3 separate regions of the Homo sapiens genome follow, and all the other regions are linked to region 2. Evidence: chromatin loops called from intact Hi-C (ENCODE). Cell type or tissue: natural killer cell. All regions are shown on one strand.

Region 1 (8,000 bases), 130 kb before region 2:
AGATAGGTACTTTCAGACAGTTTTGTCTTTTTACTGCTATTGGTGGTACTGATTGTTTAAAGACTTTCTTGATACCAAAAAATATCAAATGGATGTATGTGAGTGGTCCTTGAAAATGTGCACTGTACAACCTGTGTAAAATTGCAAGGGTTATTTCACCAATTAATCAGCTATGTGATATATTCCTAGATACAACTGTGGTAAGCTACATGAAAATAAAAATTCAGAAGTCTACTGAATTGTTAAAGGTTGCAATATACTTCAGAATAACATTTAAAACATTTTTTTTTCCAGCCTAGAAAGATGAGAGTAATATAGTGGATGTTAAAAAGCATGTTGAAAACAAAAAAAATCCTCATCCTTTTTTTTTTTTCTTGAGATAGTCTCGCTCTGTCACACAGGCTGGAGTGCAGTGGTGCCATCACAGCTCTCCGCAACCTCTGCTTCACAGGCCCAAGCGATCCTCCCACCTCAGCCTCCCAAGTAGGTGGGGCTACAGGGGTGTGCCACCATGCCTGGTTAATTTTTATATTTTTGTAAAGAGGGGGTTTTGCCATGTTGGCCAGGCTGGTCTTGAATTCCTGGCCTCAAGTGATCTGCCCAACTCGGCCTCCCAAAGTGCTGGGATTATAGGCATGAGTCACTATGGTCAGCAAAAAAAATAAATAAATAAATAAATAAAATCCCCCAATATACAAAGTTTGTTTTAGAGTGTTAATGCCAGCAGTGGGGATTGATATATTTTGGTTACTTTTTGCAATTTGTGCTTAAAATTTGTTTCATGTCAAAGCAATCATACTGGCCACAATTTTGCATCCTGCTGTCTTAATATGGGCAACTATAACCAAACTACCATAAACTGGGTGACTTAAACAACAGAAATTTATTTCTCACAGTTCTGGAGGCTGGGAAGTTAGAGAAGAGTGCCAGCATGGTTGGCACAAATTAGGCCCTCTTCCTGATTTGTAGTTGTCTGTTTTCTTGCTGTGTCCTCACATGGTGAAGAGCAAAGAAAGAGTGGAAGCAAGCTGTCTAGGGTCTCTTGTTGTAAAGGCACTAATCCCATGCAGGGCTTCACCCTTATTATTTAATCACCCCCCAAAGGCCCCACCTACTAATATCATGTCATTGGAGATTAAGGCTTCAATATATGAATTCTGGTGCGGAGGGAGGGGGGACACAAACATGCAGTCTATAAAATGCTTTTTAATTTTTTGAGACAGGATCTTGCTCTGTTGCCCAGGCTGCAGTGCAGTGGCATGATCTTGGTTTACTGCAACATCTACCTCTTGGACCCAAGTGATCCTCCCACCTCAGTCTCCTGAGTAGCTGGAACTACGGGCACACCCCATCACACTCAGCTAATTTTTAAATTTTTTGTAGAGAAGAGGTCTCACTATATTGCCTAGGCTAGTCTCCAACTCTTGTGCTCTAGTGATCCTCCCACCTCAGCCTCCCATAGTGCTGCAATAACAGGAGTGAGCCACTGTGCCTGGCCTCAAATGCTGTTTTAACTTAGACAATAAACATTTTCCATTAGAAAGACTAGTCTAATGGCTCTTTAGAACAGCTAGATAAAATTCCACTAAGCATATATAACAATTGATCAATCTTATCGTCTGTAAGACTGCAACAAACTTTTTACCATTATAGGTATTACTACAAATAACGTCTTTGTCATAAAGCATTTTAAGGGCAATTTAAATGAAGTAACTGTTTACAACATTCACTTAAATGATATTTGTTATGGGGAAGGCGAGAAAACAAAACAAGGTCCCAGCTGTGGAGGAATTTATAGTCTAATTAGGAAAACAGTATATGTTAGGGGAAAAAAAACTACAATGAAAGCATACGACACTTAACCTTGTTCAGAAACAGTAATTTCTTAGCAGAAAAACTAAGCAGAACATTTTGCAAAAAATATGGACTGAACTGCGAAAAAGTGATATATCTTAATGGTTTAAAGAGTTCCAGGTCAGTGTGGGTATCGTACTTTTTGTTGGTCTTGAAAGCATTTGAGAACAGTTCTCATTCAGGACATTTCAACTCATCACAAAGCCCGAATGGTAAGCAACCAAGACTTTTCTCAAAGATTATGCTCCTAATTCCCTTGCTGAAACTACTGAATTTCTTTTCATCTCCATCTATCTTTTCTTCCCTTTCATAACTGTCCCCTTTCTTTGTATCTTTGTCAAAGACACTCACCTATTTTAAATAATGGAAACAGAGAAATTACTGTACTTCAAGGCAGGCAACCAATAGATAATAATATTATTCTACCAAAAAAAAAAGACTGGGTGGCACTACCTTAAAACATATATCCATTTTAATCATTAAATAGCATTACTTATATAACAGATTTTTCACATGTAATTGAGAGAACTGTGTGAAACAGAACATTAAAAGATATTAATCAAGAGTTATTCATCAACTTGCCATACAACAAATAAGGAACACTGCACTCTGTGATCTATTAAAAATGATAAGCAGATAATCAAAACTGCGATTTCTTTTCATGGTTTTACTCTAGCAGGAATGGATTCCATTCTGATAGTAATTCCAGTTTTACTGTCACATAGAAGGAGATACTTTGCGAACCTCAATGACTGCCAGGTTTAGGACAGATATTAAGAACCACAGTGTCAGAAATGAAAGAGTACAACTTCACAGAATGTGTTGTCTCTGACAGGTTGATAGCCACTTACCTTCTCCATCTTTTCTTCCTCAAGGATAGCAGCTGCTTCCCACAGATACACCAACAGGCAATTCCAGCCCCTCTCTACCACACTTACCATTTGCAGGTGCCTGTGGCTTGTCTATTTACAACCTTGTCCCTACACAGCAGAAGCGGAACCCTTCAGGAAGTTCTGGATTCATCCTCAGCAGGATCTGTTTCACAAACTATTCTCCAGTCCCACCTTCCCTCCAGGTATTCTGTCAGTACTTACGATTCCCAGATCTTCTTTTAATTGTCACGCTGTTCGTCCCCTCACAAAATCAAGTTTAAACTAAAAAAAAAAAACAAAAAAAAAAACCCTCATACACTCAGTCTGTGTCCCCTTTCCTGACATAAAATAACTGGCCCTGTGCATGCTTCTTTTGGATGGCTGAGAACCCCGATTCCTTTGGGCCATTTACAGCTTGGATACCATACGCTCCAGGTACTTTGATAAGCAGGGTGAAATTTAATATCTATAACAACGCCTGCCTACTCAACCTTCTTAACTTCTCCCAAAACTTCCTAGTTTCCCTTCCCAATTCCAACTTCATAACAAAACATCACACTATGGCACAAAGTGAATTCATGGATGAAATTACTAACAGCTACAACTTAAGTAAGGACCCCAAGTCGTGAGACAAATTTCTGGGTTGAAAGTGCTCTGTATATCCATTTCAAGCCTGCCTCCAGTACGATGTCTCATTATAATCAAATAAAAAGGCAGAAAAAGTTGAATGGAATAGAGTTTGGAAAAAACACAAAATTAAAAGTTGTATGAGAGTTTCACTTATTTGCATCTGATATAAATATCTATACATCTATAGAAAAAAAAAACCCTCATACACTCAGTCTGTGTCCCTTTTCCTGACATAAAGCAACTGGCCCTGTGCAAGCTTCTTTGGGATGGCTGAGAACCCCGATATATCGATATATTTATAGATAGACGTCTACATATCTATCCAAATATCTATATCTATCCATATATCTACCTATCTATCTATCTATATATATATCTATATCTATCGATCGATATCTATCTATATCTATCTATCTAGACTTCCCTGGTGAGGGAGTGAACCGCTGCCTGACGGGGGCCAAGACTGGCAGAGCAGAGACGCGGTTTGTACATGAGGGGAGGTGGTGGCCAGAGCAAAAGTGAACCGCAGGCTAGGCAAAGACCACAGCACACAGCCATACAGGTGTCCAGGACCGTCAGATCCCAGAGCATCTATCTATATAGATAGGTATCTATATGGAAAACGTCCATATTGGAACGTATTAAAGAGGCAGAATTTTCTTCCTGGGTTCTCTGCTCTTGGTAGATGTTCTTCCGGCTTCAATTGCCACCTGTGAATAGTGAAGAAACTTCTCACTATGAGATTCCATTGCCCGGAAGGAGGGTAGAGCTACGGTACCCACTAAGGCAGGGAACAGAAGCAACAGACGGACAGGTCTGTGGAAATGAGGATATGCTAATAAGGGACCGAGTCAGGAAAACTAGAGGGTAACAAGAGGGCGTCAGTTAAGCTGAGACAAAATGACGGCCAAAGGTGGTCTTTACTCTCTCTAAATCACCTGGGTCTGGAGTCGACTCCCATCGCGCACCCTCACTCCCACCCCTGGCCCCCTCCCGCCCCCCACCCGCCCCCCTCCCTCTCCCCTCCCGCTCCCCACACCAACGTGTGCCTCCGTCACCTCTCAGACAGTGGATGCGTTCCTGTTGAAACCACCCAATCTACCTCAGGGTCCTCGCAAGCGCAGCCACCACGATCCGCCCGCCCACGTACCTGTGCTGCGCCTGCGCCTCCTCCGCTCTCTCAAGGTCAGCACCGCCCCCAGCCCACAACCTGGCACCCACGGAAGTTGCTTTAGAGGACGTCCTGCGTATCTTCACCTCTGCGTGGCGTGGGGTCGACGGCGCTCTGGAGAAGGGAGGAACTTCCTGTCCCGCGCGCGCACAACTTCCGGCAGAGCCGGAAGACCCTCTCTTTCGCTGTTTGAGAGTCTCTCGGCTCAAGGACCGGGAGGTAAGAGGTTTGGGACTGCCCCGGCAACTCCAGGGTGTCTGGTCCACGACCTATCCTAGGCGCCATGGTGAGTTCTTCTGTGAGGGCAGGAGTGACAACGGTGGGGCGAAAAGGGCGGGGAGGTCAGTACTGTGAAAAGAGCCATCAGGTGCTCTGCTCAGAATGGAGTTGAGACGTTGGGATGAGCTGCTGGGTAGGACCCACCACCTATCTCAGGGTGTCTGAGCCCCTGAGGAAGCAGCATTACGCCTACCTGTCTGGGAGACTAGCGGGCCGGAGGCAGGGGCGTATCTGTCAGGGAGTATGGACTGGGTAGCCTGCCTGTTCATGGCCCATTTACTGTGTATGGCCTGTGGCGCCAGGTGATCCCAGAGTTGACCTTGCCGGGTCAGTCACCTCTTCTGCGCCCCCTTCTCCATCCGCGGAACAGTGGCCAAGAACTTCAGATCTTAGAAATGCTTTTAGCCTCTCCAGGTGGACACAACGGGTCTCCTTGTATAAGATCAACACCTGTCATTTAAAGAAACGGTAGTCCCCTTATTCTTTACACTTAGCCATTTCATAATTGAAAAGGGTGTCAAATAAAAAACCCGAGTTTAGTAAGGACAGACTTTATTCGAAAGGAATATTGCAGGGGTGTGGAGGAAGGTTGAAGGAACTGTTGCAGTAGGGAGAATGACCGTAAGATTTGCATGCACCTTAAAGGTTAGGCAGAAAGGGTTTGTCTTTTGTTGGTAGGGGTAAATAAGATGTCAGGAATTGGGATGAAAATATGGGTATGATCCGGCAGTAACCAGATAATGTTTTACCCTGAGCCCATGTATTCTGAGGAGGAGCTGTTAGGAGAGGTTTGTATATGTTGTTTCAGACTGAGGGAAGGACAAAATTCAGGTACCCGAGAGAAGAGAATCTTAAAGTTTGGTTAATAAGTATTTTGTTCCGATTGATCTGTGGGACAGGTACTTCAGCAAGTCATTTACGAAGCAAAGGATGGGAATTAGAAGGGTCTAGTTATGGCCTTGTTATAGGTAAACAAGGGGTAGGGGGGTATGGATCAACCCTTAGTCTTATCTAAGTTCTACAGGAAAGATGATTCTTTGCAGTAAGCCAATTTCTCAGAACACAAACGGGGGCAAGGGGTTTCTTAACCTTTGCTGTTTTTCAAGATCACGGGGCTCTGGTGAAGTTCATTATTGTCAGTTTCTTCACCGTATACAAGATTTCAAACCCTCACTTGCAGAGGCTTCTGTCCTGGAATTTAGCTTCAGTTTGTCTTATATTTTCAGGGCCAAATATTGCCAACATTCAGTTAATGTGTGTGGTGATTGGCTTTTGAATGACTTTTAGAAACTTAGCTGAATGTAGAACAAAGACCTTCAAAATAATGTAGTTCCTGGTGCACTTTACCAGATAACCTATCTCTTTAAAGTTTTTTTTTTTAAGCCTCAGTGAATAATATGGTTTGTATTAAGAAAGTTGTTTTTCTTTTGTATCAGTGAAATTAGACAAGGATAGGGAAAACAGAACTGGGAGAAACCAAAGCCTAGTAATCACTCTTCCATCCCCATTTTTACAGAAGAAAGAATCTGGGGTCTAGAAATTGACAGTGATTTTTCTAAAGTAACAGTAGTTTGGCAGTCTGGACTAAAACTCATATTTTCATTTTTTAAATTTAAGATTAATTTTTGACTTTTTGGTCTGAAAAGTTGAAGGTAAAGTATAATTAAAATACTTAAGTTCATCATAGTCACAGAAAAGCTGAACATGAACTTGTTCTCAGTGTTTTGGAATACTAGAAGTAGAATCCTGCTTATCCTGTCGGTTCAAAAGAGATGGTTAATGTTTGGAACTAATGTAATCTTATGCTGTTTTTCTGAATGTCATTTTGGAACTAACTAGTTGGCTCTTTTCCTTCTGGAAGTGCTTATATTTCTGAGCTAATTATCTTGGCTGAGTTTTATCTTTCCCAGCTATGAAATTGATAATGTCTGTATATGCAAGTGTGGTTAATGCTTGGAATTTTTCAAAGGGAAGAGTTTAACCATTAAATGAAGTGAACATGGGCTGAATTTATTGAGGATTCAGCTTGTTGAAATCAGAACTTGTTTTGCATTGCTGGGGCCTAATGATATTATGAAAAGAACATTAGTATTGACCCCAGAGGACCCAGATTCTGCCCATTGTTAGTTATATGGATTTGGAAAAGTCACTCAATTTTGATAAGAGTTCCAAATTCCTCCTGGGTAAGAGAAGTGGGACTTGATGGGTATTAAAGCACCTTCTTAAATTTATGATTCCATGACTACTCAACATTTTTGAGGATAGTTACATGTTTCAGATTAAATAAAAGTTAGTCTGATTTCCACTGTTTTGTTTCCATGCCATTTTGGCTTAAGTTTGATTTCTTTTATCATTCTCTTTTTCATTTTTTTCATAAGTCACATAGATAGTACTTGGAATCTTTGTATATTTGGCCAAGTCTTTCACTACTGTCTTAAATACTGCTCCAGAATGGAACACAACTCTTGGAATGTTTTGATTTAATTCTTGTTTTAATCAATGATAAACTAATTCTGTGCTCTCATTCTCTCATACATTATGTATACCGATACTCAATAGATACCTGTGCCTATAACAAGGTTTTTGTATTATGAATGAAGGAGAATAGGATTATGATCCAGACTGAAAATACTGAACTCACGCTTAATTTTTATGCTTTCAAGTTGTTGTGAAGACAAGTCTATAGGAAATTTACTAATGGAATAAAGCCATTTGCTCTATTGCACTTTCCTTTTTGAAAATTACAGACCAACTTTGATCAAATATAAATCTTTCTACCATTCAAGCTAATTTGTGGAAGATAGGTAGATTAGAGCTAGCTCCTGGAATTGCAGATATCACGGCTTGCATCTGTGTATCATCCTGTAGTAACTTACTGCTGTAATTGAACAATGGTTTGTGGGCAGGTGTGGGAGAGTAGGCCATGGGGAGGTTATAAACCTTTGCCATAATCAATTGGATTTGATGAAAAGTTTTCTTTTTGAGGGGAGTGGAGGGGAGTGTTGGGAAGAGTGTGTAAATGCTATAAGAGAAACACATATAATAGGCTCAAAGAGTACAGTGGAAAGAAATTATTTCTAACTGAGAGCAGGTTGGGTCATGTAGTAGGTCACAGGTTCCCAACCCCTGGGACTGTGGACTTGTACTGGTCCATGGCCTGTTAGGAACTGGGCTGCACATCAGGAGGTGAGTGG
Region 2 (8,000 bases):
GGGGTACTTCCTGCCTGCCTCAGCGACTCTTGTTGCTCTGGGCCCAGAGCTCGGCTTAGTATAGTGAACGACTCCTCTCCGCCCCTCCTGCCCGCCAGGGCTTTCAGGGTTCAGGTTTTAGGTGTTTAACTTTGAACACCATTCATTTCCAGATAACTTTGACCCAGCTGGCCAAAGGCATCAAATGATCAGGAGTGGGTTCCAACTCTGGGGCCTGCAAGAAGAGCAAGCGCTGGCTCTGCACTTCTAGAAGTTCTGCCAACTTTGCTCTTGTTGGTTTCCCGACCCGCTCTCTTCAACTCTCTTCTGAGAGCTGGAGAGAGTAAAGACGCCTCTTAAAACGGAATGCTGAGGGACAGGTTTAATGTAAATAAGAGGCGCCAGAGTCCGCCACTGGTGCACTTGGGCACCAGGTCCCTACCTGGATCTACTCTGCGCTCACCCCTTGGGAATGCGGGACATGAGTAAGATGTGACACCCTGAGCACATTGCTGCTGCTAGAGGACATTGCACGGAGTCTATGCTTTGTTTCGCTTTGCTTTTTAAAATTTTGTACTCTCGTGTTCTGCTTGGAAACATGTTTTACTTACCCACTTACTCCCAACACATCCTCTTAGCTCTTTTTCTGCATCCCTTAACCCCCCAAGATGAACGCGCGTGTCAGCAGCTGTTCTGACTTGCCTCCAGTGACCCACAGGCCAGCTTCTCAGCCCACTATCCCTGACCCCCGGGGTCCCGGGGTCATACTACTCGACTCCAGGCATGAGGGTCCCTCCATCTCGGGACACTACTTTTGGGACTTTTCCGCCCACCGCGGATGAAAGTCAGATAACAACCACTATCAGGGACGCTACGGCAGCCGGGAGCCCCGGAAAGATTGGGCCAAGCCCCTTCCAGAGCCTCTCGTTAGGTCTCAGAAAGACTTTTTTAGGGTCCCTACTCCCTTTTCATCTGAGCTTTACTCTTGACTTTTGTTATGAATTCCCAAAAGGAAGGCAGGCAATAGGGGAGGGACCATGGAGGAAAAAATAAGAGCTAACAGGAGACACTCAGATTATATATTTATTTTATATAAAGAAATGATACATATGTAATTTTAGATTTTCTTCCGAATTAGAGTTCTCAGGCTATAGAAAACCTATTTTTAACACCCGCTTCTCCCATAACGGCCTTGATTGCTCAAATTGCTTCTAATTGGATGGCACACATTACTGGAGACGAAGGACGAATGACAAGCAGCCTTCATTCTTTTGCAGATTTAGATAATGTCTCTGGATGAATATCTTTTCTGATCAGGAAGAACAGGAAAACTCTTAAACTGCCTGCAGTTTTCATAAGGGGTTTGTGCAATAGGGGGAAATGTCCTGACCATCACACGAGCATGGAAATTGATGGCATTTTACAGAAAGCACCGCATAATAATCTAGTGCCACCGTTTTTCCTCCCGGATCTGTCATGGTACAAAGAGTAAACACACTTTTTTTTTTTTAAACTCACTTAGCCTTCCTTCCATCTCTTATGTGGGATCTGTAAAAGTTTTCAGTAAACCTCTTTAAAACGTATACGTTATCCATATCCCCCTTCCCCTTGTTCAAGGCTTGGCCGGCCCTGAGTGCCCTTGGTGCGGCGTGCCAGCCCTGACAGCCGCAAGCAACGGTCATTATTACCTCGCAGACCGGCGCATTTCAGAGTCAGCGACTAGCGGATACCCATGGGCTCCGGGCTATTGTACCACCGAGAGGTGTAAACCCAACTGGAGTTTGCTGAAGGCAAGCTTCCAAGGTGAGGGCTGGGTTTTCTCGGGTGCTTTCGGGCCGATCCGGGGTGGGGCACCTCAGAGGCTAACACTCATCTAAAGCTGGTAGAGGCTGAAATATTATGGACACCTGAACAAATCCGAGACACGCATGATGTCTCGCTAAACTGCAGTTTCATTTTTTCCACTACCCAGAAACAAACAAACAAACAAATACATAAATAAAGTCATTGTTCTAGGCCAGAGAAAATATGCCAACAAGAAGTCACCCTTTCTGTTTCAACTTCAAAGGCAATGGATTTTTCTTGCAATTCTTTTATTTTAGAAAAGGAAACTCAGAATGGCAGGGGGAAGCCCCTCCAGGCCACTTTAAATTTCTTCACAGTAGAGTCCTGGGCGAAGAGTGAAGATCCTGGGATAAGGGTGTTTGTGGGTTCTTTGAATGGAAGCCCACCCAGGGCACCTGGCTGCAGAGTAGGGCGTTGGCACCGCCCGGATCGGTAGCCCGCCGCCTGCGCCTTTCCACCATGCCCAGGCACAAGTTTCCTTTTCTCTTCGTGCAGCAAAGTAAGAATGCCCCAATTTTTGAGGAATCTAACTCTTCTGCTGCATTAAAGGCCCACATGCTCTATAGTTTCACATTTTACATTGGCCCTGAGAATGAGGTTATTAGTCTCATAAGAAAAGATTGGGCAGTAAGAAATGCTAAAAGATGGAATTCCAAATTGGCCCCTGCAGTAGGAGTGTGCGTCACCCCGGCCTTGGCTGGGTCGCCAAACACTGTCGAAACTTTCTGGCTGTCTTTAGAAGATACCCTCTACTAGTCACTTGACGGGCAGGAGGTGCAACGCGGAAGGAAACATCACGGATTGGGGGTACTGGAAACTTTTAAAAGGTCTGGAAAATCCCTCCGATTTAGTGGATGCTTTTCCGCGGCAGTTTAAAAACTGAAAGGCAACATAGAAGCTTCTACTTTAAAAAGGTAGCCCTGGTGATCCAATCCCGATCTTTTGGCTGGCAAAGAGGCAATTGCCTGAAAACGAAATTGGCATTCAAAAAGGGTCAGGTACAGCCCAGAGTCCCTGTACTCATTTTAGACTCAAGAAAAGGCGCTTCCCATCCCTAGCTCTTTTAGAAAGAGAAAGGAAAAGGAGGAGAAAGCAGAAAGGGGGGAGAGCCGAGAGCGCAAGAAAGAAAGAGAAGAGGGGGATATTTAGCAAGTTAAAAGGTTAAATGTTTGAACAGATTTGTAAATATATAGACAACCCTTGTTATTTGGGATGTGTAATAATGCCTTTTTGTGGCGCTGTCTGGCTGGGAGGCTGCCGAGGACCGCTCCCTGGCACCTTCTTCACTAGGAAATGAACAGTAAGTTCATGGACTCAAAAAACAAAAACAGGGCTACCCTCCTTTGGAGGAAAGGGAATTCTCCCTCTATTCGGTCATTGAAAAATAAAAAGAAAAGAAGAAAAAAGAAAGTAAAAGGAAAGCAGGATCAATGAGATTTTATTTTTCTTAGGTATGATTTTTCAGGGAGCAACCCAGAAAGCTGTCTTCAGGCTGAAACAATTTCAAAGTATTGTTTAAGCGGATGACATTCTCCAGCACTCAGTTATCCATTGTGCATCTATTATATCTTTGAACTCAACTCTCTTGTCTAACAAGGTTGTGTGTGTGTGCCTGTTGTGTATGCGTGTGTGTTTAGAAAACCTAGGTTCCCCAGTGGTGCTTCCTTGGCTGAATAGGGTGGGTTTCTTTCGTTTTTCTCGCATTGGTGTTTTCTGGACAACTGTACTGAGCGCTGTTGATGGCATCGGTGCTCTGCCCGTGCCCGTGGGCGGAGGACATAGGCTGTGGGTGTGTCCCGCCCGCAGGCGCGCGTGCGTGTGTGCGTGTTTGTGTGTGTGTGTGTATACACCCATTCTCTGGTGTGCATCAAATGGAGCCTTTTTTTTTTCTTGCCCGTGTCTGCGTCCTGCGTATATTAGTATTATGCAAATAGAGTCATTTCGCTTGAGTATTTTTTTTGGAGGGGGAGGGGATGAACCATTTTAATTCTTCTCTAGTATTTTCTCGGCAGTCTTTCCACTGAGTGTGAATTCATTTGGATGCCTTTTCTGAGGTCCGTCTCTGTGTGTGTGTGTGTGTGTGTGTGTGTGTGTGTGTGTGTGTGGAGGGGGAGACTGCGTGCCGGTCAGTGGGTGTGTGCCTCGGTGTGTGGAAGAGCGTGCACAGCCTGTGAGAACCTTGTGAGCGATATGTGTTCTCTCCAGGTGTTCTGTTTGTCTCTACCTCCCGTGCTTTGCGTTCTCGGAGGTGATTATGTGCATATTTACATATATGTGCCTATTCTCTTGCCTTCATGTATTGTCTTTCTCCACAATCCAGACATTGCATATATATTCTCTTATCTTTTGGCAAAGTGCCTTTTTTATTCCTCGAAGAATATTTATTGATGTGATAATCTGAAATGAAAAGTGGTCTCCCATGAAGGAGATGGAAGAGAAAGGAGTGTTCATCTTTCTTAATAGATGGGGCAGAGCCAGTTGACTGGATCACAGGGTTTCTCTGCACTTTCTGCGTGTGTGTCTGTGTGTGGGGGGTGGGGGCGGGGGCGGGGGCGGAGGCGGGGGCGGGGGAGGAGGGAAAAGGAGCCTTTAACCAGAACAAAGATAGGCCATCGCGCCCCCTTGCGGACAGGCTGCATATTGCGCCGACCAGGCCCGCCCCGGCTTTCTTTAGTCGAATGAATCTTGTAATTTCCTCCGTTAAACCATTCAGGGGCCGCCTCTCAGACCCAGCCCCCGGCCATCAGCCAATCACCAGGCGCCATGCAAATCATCTCTTCCGTTCTCCAAACCCGCGTCAGCCTCTGCGGCTGCTCTGGCCACCCCGCCCCAGCCTCATTTCCTCCCCTCCCCTCCCCTTCCCTCCTTCGCCCCCGCCCGAGCAGCTGCCGGGGAAGAGGGCAGTGCTGGGTGCCTCATGCATATTCAGACCGATCCTCCTCCTCCCTCCACCTCCTGCCCCCTCCTGCCGCCTCCTCCCTTTTCCCCGGCCGCGCCCGCGCTCCTGGACGCGCAGTTCTCCGAGCTCTGGTCCTGAGCCGCTGTTTCCCAGAAGAAGGCCTACGTGAGCTCTTGGAGCAGACGAGGGAAAGGGAGGAAGGCTCTACCCTTAAAATCCTCTCGAAGGTCAAGTTTGAGGCTTGCCGAAAGGAGGAGAAAAGTGTCGAAAAATGCCGCTACAGGGTTTGCGGGAAGGTTCTGCACGGAGACTGGTTGGAAATGCCTTTCTCCCCCTAAATACCAGATTAATTTCTCTGAAACACACAATGTATTTGTCATGCCCAAAGGATGATGATAGATGGTTTTTTAAGCCCAGAGTAAAGTGTGCATTTGTCTTGTATATCAAGGCTACAATGAAACCACGAAGAACTGGAGAGGAGATCACCCAGCGTTGGCTGCTTAATAGGAGCGGGGAGAGCGAGTGAGGAGTAGAGACGGGGGGCGGGGCGAGTGGTGGCCCAAGACCTGCTCCAGGTGGGCTGTTCCCTGTCGGCTCCTGGAACAGGACGGGTAAGCCGACTAAGAGCGCAAACGGGGACCCATGAAAAGAAAAGAAAAAACAAGATCCGGGAATAGTTTGTTACTGTTATTTACATCCAGACTCTGGTTTTCCGGCCCTTTACAGCTGCTGGTGAAGAGTATTCAAGCTTTGAATACTGCTCTGAACTGACCTTGAGGCACATTGAGAGGAAAAATCACTGGAGAAAATCGCGGTTTGTGTAGTGCTTTGAGATCCTCTAACGCGAAAGCAAGAGAATTGTGAAGTGACCTTGTTTCATAGATCTCTCTACGTCCACATTGGAATACTAAGGGACTTTTTAGTGAGAATTGAGTCAGTTCCCCCTTAAATCTTACACCGCAGAGAAGTGAGTAGAGACCGCAAGATTTAAAATAACATTTTGTCAGCTTTTATTCTTTCAACACATTTTTATGGAGTGGTGCTTATTGTGTGCCAGGTACACAGCATCTTTTTCCATGCGAAACACATTACGCAGGCAGTGATTTGCAGGTGTACCGGAAATTAGGGAAAGGGATAGGAATTCTGGATGCTTTCTGTTCTGGAATTGCTCATTGTCTTGCAAGAAGAAGAGATATAATAACAGATAAATATGGCACAGTGTAACATGGAGCATGGAAACAGCTTAAATATCTGTCAAAAGTGCAGTGAATTAATGTATTGGCATATCCCTACAGTGAAATACTCTTTATGAATTGACTATCTTAAAAGCAATGTTGGATGAAAAAAAGCAAATTGCAAAAGAATACATGTGATATTGGCCGGGCGCGGTGACTCACGCCTGTAATCCCAGCACTTTGGGAGGCCGAGGAGGGTGGATTACGAGGTCAGGAATTCGAGACCAGCCTGGCCAAGATGGTGAAACCCGTCTCTACTAAAAGTACAAAAGTTAGCCAGGGGCGGTGGCAGGCGCCTATAATCCCAGTTACTCGGGAGGCTGAGGCAGGAGAATTGCTTGAACCCTGGAGGCGGAGGTTGCAGTTAGCCGAGATCGCTGCATTCTAGCCGGGGCAACAGAGCAAGACTCCGTCTCAAAAAAAATGTGATATTGATGCAATATTAATATCTATTAACGTAAAATTATCCTTCCCATAACAATTTGTTGGTACGTAACTATGTAATAAAAGTATAAAAGCATGTTGGGGAAGAATGCGTGCGAACTCCAGCATGGGGGAGACCCCTGGAAGAGAAGGAGCCTTTATCCACATGGATATTGGCTATATGAGTAATGTTTATTTCCTTAAAAAAATCTTAGAAAGAAGCCAGAACATAGAGAGGTATGGGAAGGCTTTACAGAAGAGCTAACTTTGAAGCTAAGTTCTTGAAAGTGATAAGCAGGAGTTTAGTAGGAATATTTGAAAGACAATTCTTCTTCTTGAATACATGAGAATGAGAAATATAAACTATGTGAAGCTTTTGAACTTTTGATATTTAGGTTAAATACAGTACAATTCACTTTTTCAGGGATATAAATTCTTTGAGTTTTACCAGTGTGTAATGTAATCACGACCACAAGCAAGAAACAGAATTTCATCATCCCCCAAAACTTCTTTGTGCTGCCCTTTGCAGTCAATCCCTCCCAATATCCTGTAACCCTGGAAACCACTGATCTGTTTTCCATTCCTGTAGTTTTGCCTTTTACAGAATGTCATATAAATAGAATCATACAGTATGTAGCTTTCTTCTGTGTGGCTTCTTTTTACTAGCATAATGGATTTGATCTTCATCTGTGTTGTTGGGTGTATCAACAGTTTGCTCTTTTTGATTGCTGAGTAGTATTTCATTGCATGAACGTACCACAGATGGTTTATCCTTTTAAAAGTTGTTGAAGGCCATTTGAGTTGTTTCTGATGTACAGTTTTTTTTTAATTTTTTTATTTTATTTTTTTGAGATGGAGTCTCGCTCTGTCGCCCAGGCTGGAGTGCACTGGTGCGATCTTGGCTCACTGCAAATTCTGCCTCCTGGGTTCACGCCATTCTCCTGCCTCAGCCTCCTGAGTAGCTGGGACTACAGGTGCCTGCCACTAAGCCCGGCTAATTTTTTGTATTTTTAGTAGAGACGGGGTTTCACCATGTTAGCCAGGATGGTCTCGATCTCCTGACCTTGTGATCTGCCCGCCTCAGCCTCCCAAAGTGCTGGGATTACAGGTGTGAGCCACCACACCCAGCCCTGATGTACAGTTTCTTAATTCCAGGGACTGGGTTCATTGCTGTCATGTATAATGGGGATCTTCTGTGAATGGCTATTATATTACATATAATAAGTGTGTACCATTATTTCCCCTGAGAGGCTAATCTATAATCTGGTGTTAAATACTGTGTAGAGCTAGGTAAGAACCTACCCAGCCAACTATATAGAAAAACACACATGTTCACAGTATTTCAGAAATTGCCCTTCAGCTTACTTACTTGTAGTGAGTTCAATAGAAGATACTCACTAAAGATGCCAGCTGATGACCAGCATGTGTGAACTTACATATATGTAGTGGAGGATTTAAATTTCTTACTGTTTGAGCACCTATGACTTTCCTAGTGTGGAATTATTCTTTGTTTCTAAATATTTCCTAAATTCTCCTTGAAAGATTGACCTTTGCTTTCTGAGGTCTGAGTGGAGGTTTACTTGCAGGCAGTATCCCCATACATTTGATAGAGGATGACA
Region 3 (8,000 bases), 110 kb before region 2:
GCTTTTATCAGCTTTGGCATTATATGGGAGAATTTCTCTTCTGGATTAGACAGTCCTCAGACCTACCAAAGAACCTATTGGAAATAACCATCTTCAAAAACCCAGTTTGGGTCCATCAGTTCCACATACATAGTTTCATCACACTTTTCTTCTCAAGTTTCTAGACCTCTTAGTCACATTGCCAGAGTGGTAATTCTGGTTTTTATCTTATGACATGACATTTTTTTCCTCCTTTGAAGACCCTGATCTTGGTGTGGTTATTCTTCAAATTTTTCTTTCAAACCTTGTCCATTTTGGTGCTTTCTTTGGTTCTTTTGATTACCCACTTAATCATCCTGGATTTTCCTATTCTTGTAACCTGTATAATGTCCCATGATGATCAATCTTTTTTTTTTTTTTCCCTTAAAATTTTTTTTACAGTTACAGAGGGTCTCACTTTGTCAGGCCGGAGTACAGTGGTGCACTCATGGCTCACTGCAGTCTCAACCTACTGGGCTAAAGTGATTCTCTCACCTCAGCCTTCTGAATAGCTGGGATTACAAGCACATGCCACCATACTCAGCTAATTTTTTTGTTTTTACTTTTGGTAGAAGGGTGTCTCGCTATGTTGCCCAGGCTGGTCTTGAACTTCTTGCCTCAAGTAATCCTCCTGCCTTGGCCTCCCAAAGTGTTGAGATTATGGACATGAGCCACCACATCCTGCTAAATCAATCATTTTTCTGATGTTTTTACCTAATATGCTGAATCATGCAGATTTGCAGGTGCTTGGCAATCATTCAATCAATTCTATGTTCCTCTTTTGTCAAAATTTTCACAAATTTTAGCTGTCCCTTCTTCCTCTCCTTTCTTTTACAGCTCAACTCCTTACCCCATTGTGGTTCTTAGGAGATGATCTGAGAATTTTGAATTTTGAAATTTGAAATAATCTATAATAAGTTCTTCAAATAACTCTATCTACTGGAAGGTAGGACATCTAGAACGTTGACCTAGTTTTTCAACTACCCTGATCAAATTCATATAAACTGTGAGACCTCTGTTTTCAGAATTAATACATCTCCATACCTATATGTGCTTTCAATTCAGTAGGATATATGAGATCTTGTAATAGATAAACTTTTTTATGTTTTTGATCTCATCTATTTCTGACCCTTAAGCAGTTAAATTCCCACATTTAACTCTTCAGCACCTCCCTAATGTTGGTTCCTTCCCTTTTGCTTCAAGCATGTACATTTCTCTCTTATAATAAATATATTTTATATATATATGTATTCTAGTAACTGTCAGATTTTTCTTTTATTGCTTAGTTTATCCAATGATTATGCCCATTATTTCCATTTTATCTTTACATAATCACCTAAGTCTTATTTTACTGAAACTTACAGAGATAATTACTAATCTCATGCCTAATTTATTTTTTCTCTAAAAGTTTTAATTTTAAAAATTTTGCTTTTGATTTAAAAGCTGTTTTGCTTCAAGCTTTTATGGTATTGCTTGGACTATTTCAGTGGATTTCTAATATAGTTCCTTGCTTCCAATTACTTTTACCCCTTCAATTTATTTTTCCCATTATAGTTGCAGAGTCATTTCTCCAAACATATTTGATTTGGTTACTTCCAGGCTTTATATCCTGGGATTATTTCCAAGTACTTGCAGAAGAATCCATTGTGTGCAACCCATACTAAAGTCTAGCCATGTGGAACTTCACATTATTTCTGGATTGTGCCATTTGTTCTCCTTGTCTTTGTACGGGTAGGTATAACTGCCTGACCTTCTCTTCCTTTCCTGTTCTGATAGTGGAATACTCTTTTTAACCTTGTCAAACTAGTTCGGATGTCACCTCTGTGAACCAGTATTTCATAGACTTCCCTTGTATATTTAATCACTCTATTGGAGTGTTCCCATAACACTGGAGATTGATCTCTACCATACCACTTATATTTTATTTGTAGGTGGCAGTGAGGAGTGATTAACACTTAAAGTGTTTGATAAAATCCACATACGATGAAAGAAATAAGTTAAGTATTCCCTCCAGGACCCATGGTAGACTAGATTGTAGCCAAATTAATGGTATTTACATATCCAAAGAGAGTAATTTTTAGATAGGTTTTATCTAAAGAAAGAGTGTATCAATAAAAATAGCTAGAATTGAATGTAATTTACCCAAAATTATTTGGGGTTTGAGAGTATTCTACCCTCTAGTGTGGTATTTTGTATATTTCATCAGACTTTCATCACTCCTTGAATGAAATATGCTTTAATGATATTTGCTGCTTTCTGCCCTAAATCACTACTCACCAAGCATCCTGTTTCTAATTTGGCTTCCAGTATATCATTAAGACAGTAATCGAATGGAACACTTAGTAAACCTAAATATCTGATCCACTTCATAGTTTGTTTCACTGTATGTTAAGTGACAAAACTCTTACAAACTTATTACAACCAGTCTCCAATACATAAAGATTGATCATCCTTTATGTATTAGCAAAAGCCTATTTGCCGTGTGTTCGGAAAAGCCGAGGATGCACCCAAGGTGCTTTCCTTGGGAGGCCTATCTGAAGCTTGTCAGCCTTCTTCGTGAGTTTCTTTCAGTCTACACCTTTTCCCGTCAGTGGTTCTAGTATTCTACCAATCATCCAAACTAAAACATCTTGAAATAACCTTTGAAACATTCCTCAGTTTTATTCTACAGTTGTTATACTTTATGTTCAGTCACATTCAGAGTTTGATTTTCTTCTGAAGTAGATTTTTGTTCTTTCCTTTTGTTTCAACGACATTTATCTTATTCTTAGTTTTTATCTTTAATTGATTAATATATCGCTATATCTAATTTTCATTATGTGTTACTTGAATTATTTCAGCTCCCTGCCCCTGCCTGTTTAGAAGTCCTAGGTGATCTTTCTATTAAACATTTCAGCTAAATACCTTCTCTTGGTTTTAAAGACTCAAGGAGCTAAAATTCAGTCTTCATCCTATTTTCCACAGTTCCTTTTTATTTAGTAAGTTTGCTTTGGTTGAGGTAGGCGTTTTGCTGTTGCAAATACCTTCTGTGTTCACACTTGTCATTTAGCCTGAAATTCCCTTCTCTTTACTTTTCTGTGATTTTAGTTTCTGTCTTTAGGTTTCATCTACTCTATGAAACTTTATCCAATTTAAAAAAATTCTACAACCCATATTCATAGTACCGTGCAATTTTGTGCTCAAATATTATTTTAATATGTATATTTATTGTTACGTAATATGTTAATCTTGGGTTTTAAGCTCTGTTAAGACAAATTCTTTTATAGTAGCCCTGTTCATTCATTCAACAAGTAATCAAGTGTGCTACTATGAGCCATCAACTATTCTAAATGACATTGCTCTAAGTGTTTGGGATATAACAGTGAACACAAACATCTTTGTGCCAAGTGCCTGATGATAGCCAGGAAGATACTGGATGTATATTAGATAGACAGCATGTTCTTGTTAGTTGAATTTTCATATGCTTTTTCTATTTATAGATATAATTTCTGTGGCGACATAATTTGGATTTACAGTGATTTTTAACATTGTTTAAGATCATAAATCATTTGTTATATTGATATATAGTTCTTTTTGAAACTACCTTTGCAAAATTATGACAGCAAGAGAAATCTGACATAGTTGACTCCCATCTTGCTTCTAACCTCCAGGCTGTTCTAGGTCATTTTTGGGCATTGGCCAGGCTAACCTTGGGAGGCATTTATTTTATAGTTTAACTTTGAAGCTAGGATGATAATAGTTCCTTCCTAAAACTAATCCCCCCTGTTGAAACAATCTGAAACTGCCTTTTAAGACTAGTGAAAGACCGCAAGATTAGAATTGTGGGAGGAGCTTGAGTTCTGTTAAGATGTAGGTGTAGTTTTTATAATCCCTTATTGCTCAGGAGTCATGTGGCCAGAAGTCACAAGATTTGTGACTTCCCCAGTTACTCCTACAGATAACATCACTATTGTAATACCTAAGATTGGTTTTTTTGAGATGTTTTTCAGACTAACCACATGCAGACCCATGATTCATGACTCATCTGGTCCTGTGGCCCAGTTGAGTATATGAGGCAGACTCAGTATATGAGGACCGTTTTCTTTACCCCTATGATTTCATCCCCAACTAAGCAGCAGTCTCCATTCCCTAGCCCCCCTGTCCACCAAATTGTCCACAAAAGCTTTAGCCTCTGAGACTTTGGGCAGTGATCAGTCTCACTCAAATCAGTCGCTTCTCACTCAAATCAGTCTCACTCAGTCAGTTGAGCCATTTCTTCCATGTAGTTGGCCTTGCATTAATTAAACTCTTTATTGCAGTGCCGTGATCTCTGTAAGTTGATTTTGTCTATGCAGCAGTCAGGAAGAGCCCATCAGGCAATTACACATTTAGGGGCTTGTCCAAGATCTGCCCTTCTGGGTGCCTGTCTGCTATCTCTCAGCCTTCCACTGGTACAATGGAACTGGGAGTGAGCTCGGGCGTTTCTTATTTGTCTCGAACTGAGGGCCATCTCTGATACGGTCTCTGCCAATGAGACGCGGTCAACCCATAGTGCTTGGGCCTAATTGCAGTGAAGAAACAGTTACTGGAAGATGTCTTTAAACTAGGCTGGTGAGTGTACAAAGCACTACCAACATCCTCTTCCTTCTCCTGTTCTGGTTGGCGCCTTTTGGGCCAACCTAGCTCTCCTTAGATTGTACAGAGAGTCTTGGTTTAGGGAGATTTCTCTCCACTTAGATGGAGAACAGGGGCTTGTTTGGAAAAACACTTTTCTGGTCAGGATTCTGGTTCTGAGAGGCCTCTTGTCTGTCTTTGTCTGTGTTCTTATATGTATATCACTCTGGCTGGAATGGGAAATATTAATGATAGGCTTTTTATAGTTCTATGAAATGGAAAAAGGATGATTTTTCTTTTGTAACACGTCTTGGCCCCCACAGCTATAGCAGAGCATGCAGGGTCACCAAAGCCACTCAGGAAGAGGGAACCAGAAACCTGGCAAGCTAACAAAAAGGTAAGAATTTCTTACCAGCCAGGCTTCTGGTCTCGGTCTCTCTCTCTCTCTCTCTCTTTCTCTCTCTTTCTCTCTCTCTGTGCAAACTGGCAGAGTGAATGGTAAAAATCACTGTTTGTCTCCTTTGCAAGATTTTGATTAATGGGAAAAAAGATTTATGAGTCTAGTCTTAGGCTGTAATGAATCTGGTGTCTTTCTGTGTTGTTCTATCATGGTGAAAGATACCATAGGATAGAACATAGATATAGGACCCCTGCAAGCCTGCTGGTCCAGCTGGCCCTGCAGATTGGTTAGTTAAAACTTTGTTGTGGGTTCCTGAGGCAAAAATGGGATGAGGTTTCCCTCTTGTCTTCTTCTGTGTCCTTGGAGCTTGACTTTGTGACCACGTGGGGATACTCCCTTGGTCTCTGCCATCTGGAGGTGGGAGTTTTGGGGTTCATGTGAAACAGCTGATCTGAAAGGACTGGAAGTCTGAGAAAGGCCAGCACACTTTCGGCCCCAGTGTATCCAGTCCTTCAGTGAGTTTTGTCTTAAAAGGTCCCATCCCTATGGGCCTTTTATTGTCTTTTGCTATCTTAAGCCCATTCTTTCTGAGAGAATTATTGGGGATAATAATTCTGGGGAGTAGGGATGCTTCCTCTACTCCTTCTCTGGAAATACCTCTTGCTTATATGGTAAAAACCTGGAAAATTACGATCTGAGTTTTAAAAAAAGTTTTTGGGTTGAGTTGCCATTGGAACTACGTGCAAGATTGAAAGAAAAAAAGATTTTAGAAATCTTGTATTCCAAACAATTGAAAAGAGGTTAAATAACAGTGTCATGACTAGCCTTGAGAATCCCCTTGTGCAGTTAGAAATGCTTTGCAAGCTCAAAAATGACTGTGCTAGGCTCCTTCTGGGAAGAGTAATGGTGACTGCCCAGCACTGAAGCTCAGTAGCTAAGGCTTTTACCTTTTGTGATGATGGCCTGGATTCAATACCTGGCTTAGGGACTGAGTCCTTTCTGGTTTGACATTTATGAGACATTTTGCCTCTTATTGACCCTTTTCCCTCCCATGGACAGCTTTCCATTTCCTGCTTTCTTTCTGTGGAGGGCATACAGGGCTTTGAGGCCTTTGTATGTAGATGGTTAGCTGGGAAACTGAGACTCTGGAGAATGTGGCCAGACCTAAATGTGAGTTGTACCCAGTTTGCGTGGCAAAACTTTCCTTTCTTTGTGCTACTTTTGCCATTTGTAAAACCACTTTCCATTTCTTTGGAAATACCTAATGTGTCAGTGGTTAAGTCATAATCTTAGTTAAGGCTTACTGGGGAAAAAAAAGAAGGCTTAAAAGCCAGAGGTGTCATCTGTTTGTCCTGGCTAGAGTGTGGTAAACAGAGATTTAAAAGGATTTCCTTAAAAGAGCTCTATGGTTAAAAGTCAGGTTAATTAAAAGCTGGTAGGTAAGCTATACATATATTTAAAAGGCCTTTATAAGCTTTTTTGTCTTCTTGGATCTTGTTTTTTTGAGGAAAAGTTGTTTTTTTTTTTTTTTTTCTCAGTCGACTGAATTGTTTCTCCATTTGCTTCTGTCTGTCCTCTTACTACCCATGATGCCCACATGAGATAACCTAAGGCAATTTCTAGCAGCCTGGGTCTCCCTGGGAAAAACAGAGGTACCACAATTTTGGAAGAAATCTCTGTTTTCCTCATGGAACCGCAAGAATTGTAAGCAGAGCGATCCCTCTCAGAATCAAAGTTGCTGCTCTGTTTTGTGTAGTGTTATCTGACTTTTTTTACTTTTGGGGACATCAGAAATTACTTGGCATTATGAGAGAACTTTTAGCTTGGTGTGTAATAGCTAGGTAGGCGATATACTTTTAGGGATGGCTAATGGCAGTTACGTAGGGGATATTCAGGTTTTTGCATGTTTAGATAAGAAAAGCATGCTTTTGACCACCTGGAAGGTATGGAAACATCCTACCTCCCGCTGAGAAGTAAGACTCCTGTGGGAAGAATGGGCTGATTGGCTTGGGGCTGGCCACCAGCCTTGGAAAAATGTCCTTGCAGTTAAATTCACTATTTTGTTCTGTAGTGTTTCTGTCTTTTGGGGACCCAGGATTTGGTGTAAAAATGGGATCCTTGATTTTTATCTGGATCTTTCCATGTGAGGCAGATATCACCGATGATTCTCAAAACTTCAGTCCACTGTGTCTTGACTCATGCATTACCTTCCAAAATGCCCTTTTACACCTTTTTGCTCTCAATAATTTCTCATAGAATCCTCTTCCTGTCTTATTACATTGTATTGTAAGCAATTACAGTTGCAGTACCTTTACAATTGTATTGTAATGTGTGCTTTTCCCCCATTGTTAGTGGTCCAGTGCCCCACACATGTAGTTTGTTGTTCAATAAATGTTCATTGAATACACCAAATAGACCGGTGAAAAAAGCATTGAGTTGGAAATTGTCTGGGTGCCAGATACATCAGTAACCGGGTAGTTGAGTGATGTTTGTTGTTTGGACCCTGTTTTCCTTATACATAAATTGTTCAAAGATGGTTTGTTTAAATACATCTAGTGTGAATTCTAAGTTTTATGTGAACTTGGGTTGAAATGGCAGTTTACATCTTCTTTTGGAGTATAAATTATATGAGCATCCCTAAGAAGTCTGTCTCAACATATCTTGCTGTCTCTAAAACATGTAAACAGTCAAGAAACAAATGAATAGGAAGGTCATTGGGATATAATATCCTCTTTTTTATTTTCTCTTTTCTAACATATTTAGGGAGATAACTGAAACCATTTGGGGTGGTCTGAGTCCCAAGTATATATGCAGATATGCCTTTCAGTAGTAAACAATGTATGCTTTGTTTTGATCTGTCAGCAGGAGAGCTAGTTTAATGAAACATAAATGTCAACTCTTGAGGTTGACACAGTACTCAAAGTTTGAATTTATAAATTGCAGCACGTTTGTATTTAAGTTTTTAGAGTTTTATTTTCAGTATTAATAA

Evidence for each region. A loop is a pair of places that touch in the nucleus more often than their neighbours do. Peaks named below come from ENCODE experiments on the same cell type or tissue, not always from the same donor. Only the 100,000 strongest peaks of a DNase experiment are listed, where the experiment ranks them.
Region 1: a loop joins it to region 2, with 11 times the contacts of the local background. A loop is called at or near these places in 34 of 110 quality-filtered maps.
Region 3: it touches region 2 in a loop (2.9-fold over the local background); 32 of 110 quality-filtered maps call a loop at or near these places.

What each region holds. Positions count from the first base shown.
Region 1 is chr5:88,265,534-88,273,533 of GRCh38, reverse strand. TMEM161B (transmembrane protein 161B) reads left to right here and starts at 4,689. Exons shown (of 12, transcript NM_153354.5): 1 at 4,689-4,813. The coding sequence starts at 4,811. It overlaps TMEM161B-DT (TMEM161B divergent transcript), which reads right to left and starts at 4,652. Exons shown (of 3, transcript NR_039995.1): 1 at 4,507-4,652; 2 at 2,949-3,008. RefSeq lists enhancers at 4,523-4,712, 4,403-4,902. In natural killer cell, no CTCF peak of the experiment used is centred here; a DNase peak (open chromatin) is centred at 4,563; H3K4me3 peaks cover 1,767 bases; H3K27ac peaks cover 1,515 bases.
Region 2 is chr5:88,138,126-88,146,125 of GRCh38, reverse strand. No RefSeq gene overlaps it. Among named protein-coding and RNA genes, the nearest start is that of TMEM161B, 130 kb to the left of the region's middle. RefSeq lists enhancers at 1-380, 4,550-5,051 and a silencer at 4,638-4,687. In natural killer cell, a CTCF peak has its summit at 4,472 (motif pointing left); DNase peaks (open chromatin) are centred at 3,655, 4,555 and 5,225; H3K4me3 peaks cover 1,884 bases; H3K27me3 peaks cover 5,500 bases.
Region 3 is chr5:88,247,259-88,255,258 of GRCh38, reverse strand. All of the region lies in intron 1 of TMEM161B (transmembrane protein 161B), which reads left to right. Among named protein-coding and RNA genes, the nearest start is that of TMEM161B, 18 kb to the left of the region's middle. In natural killer cell, no CTCF peak of the experiment used is centred here; a DNase peak (open chromatin) is centred at 3,958.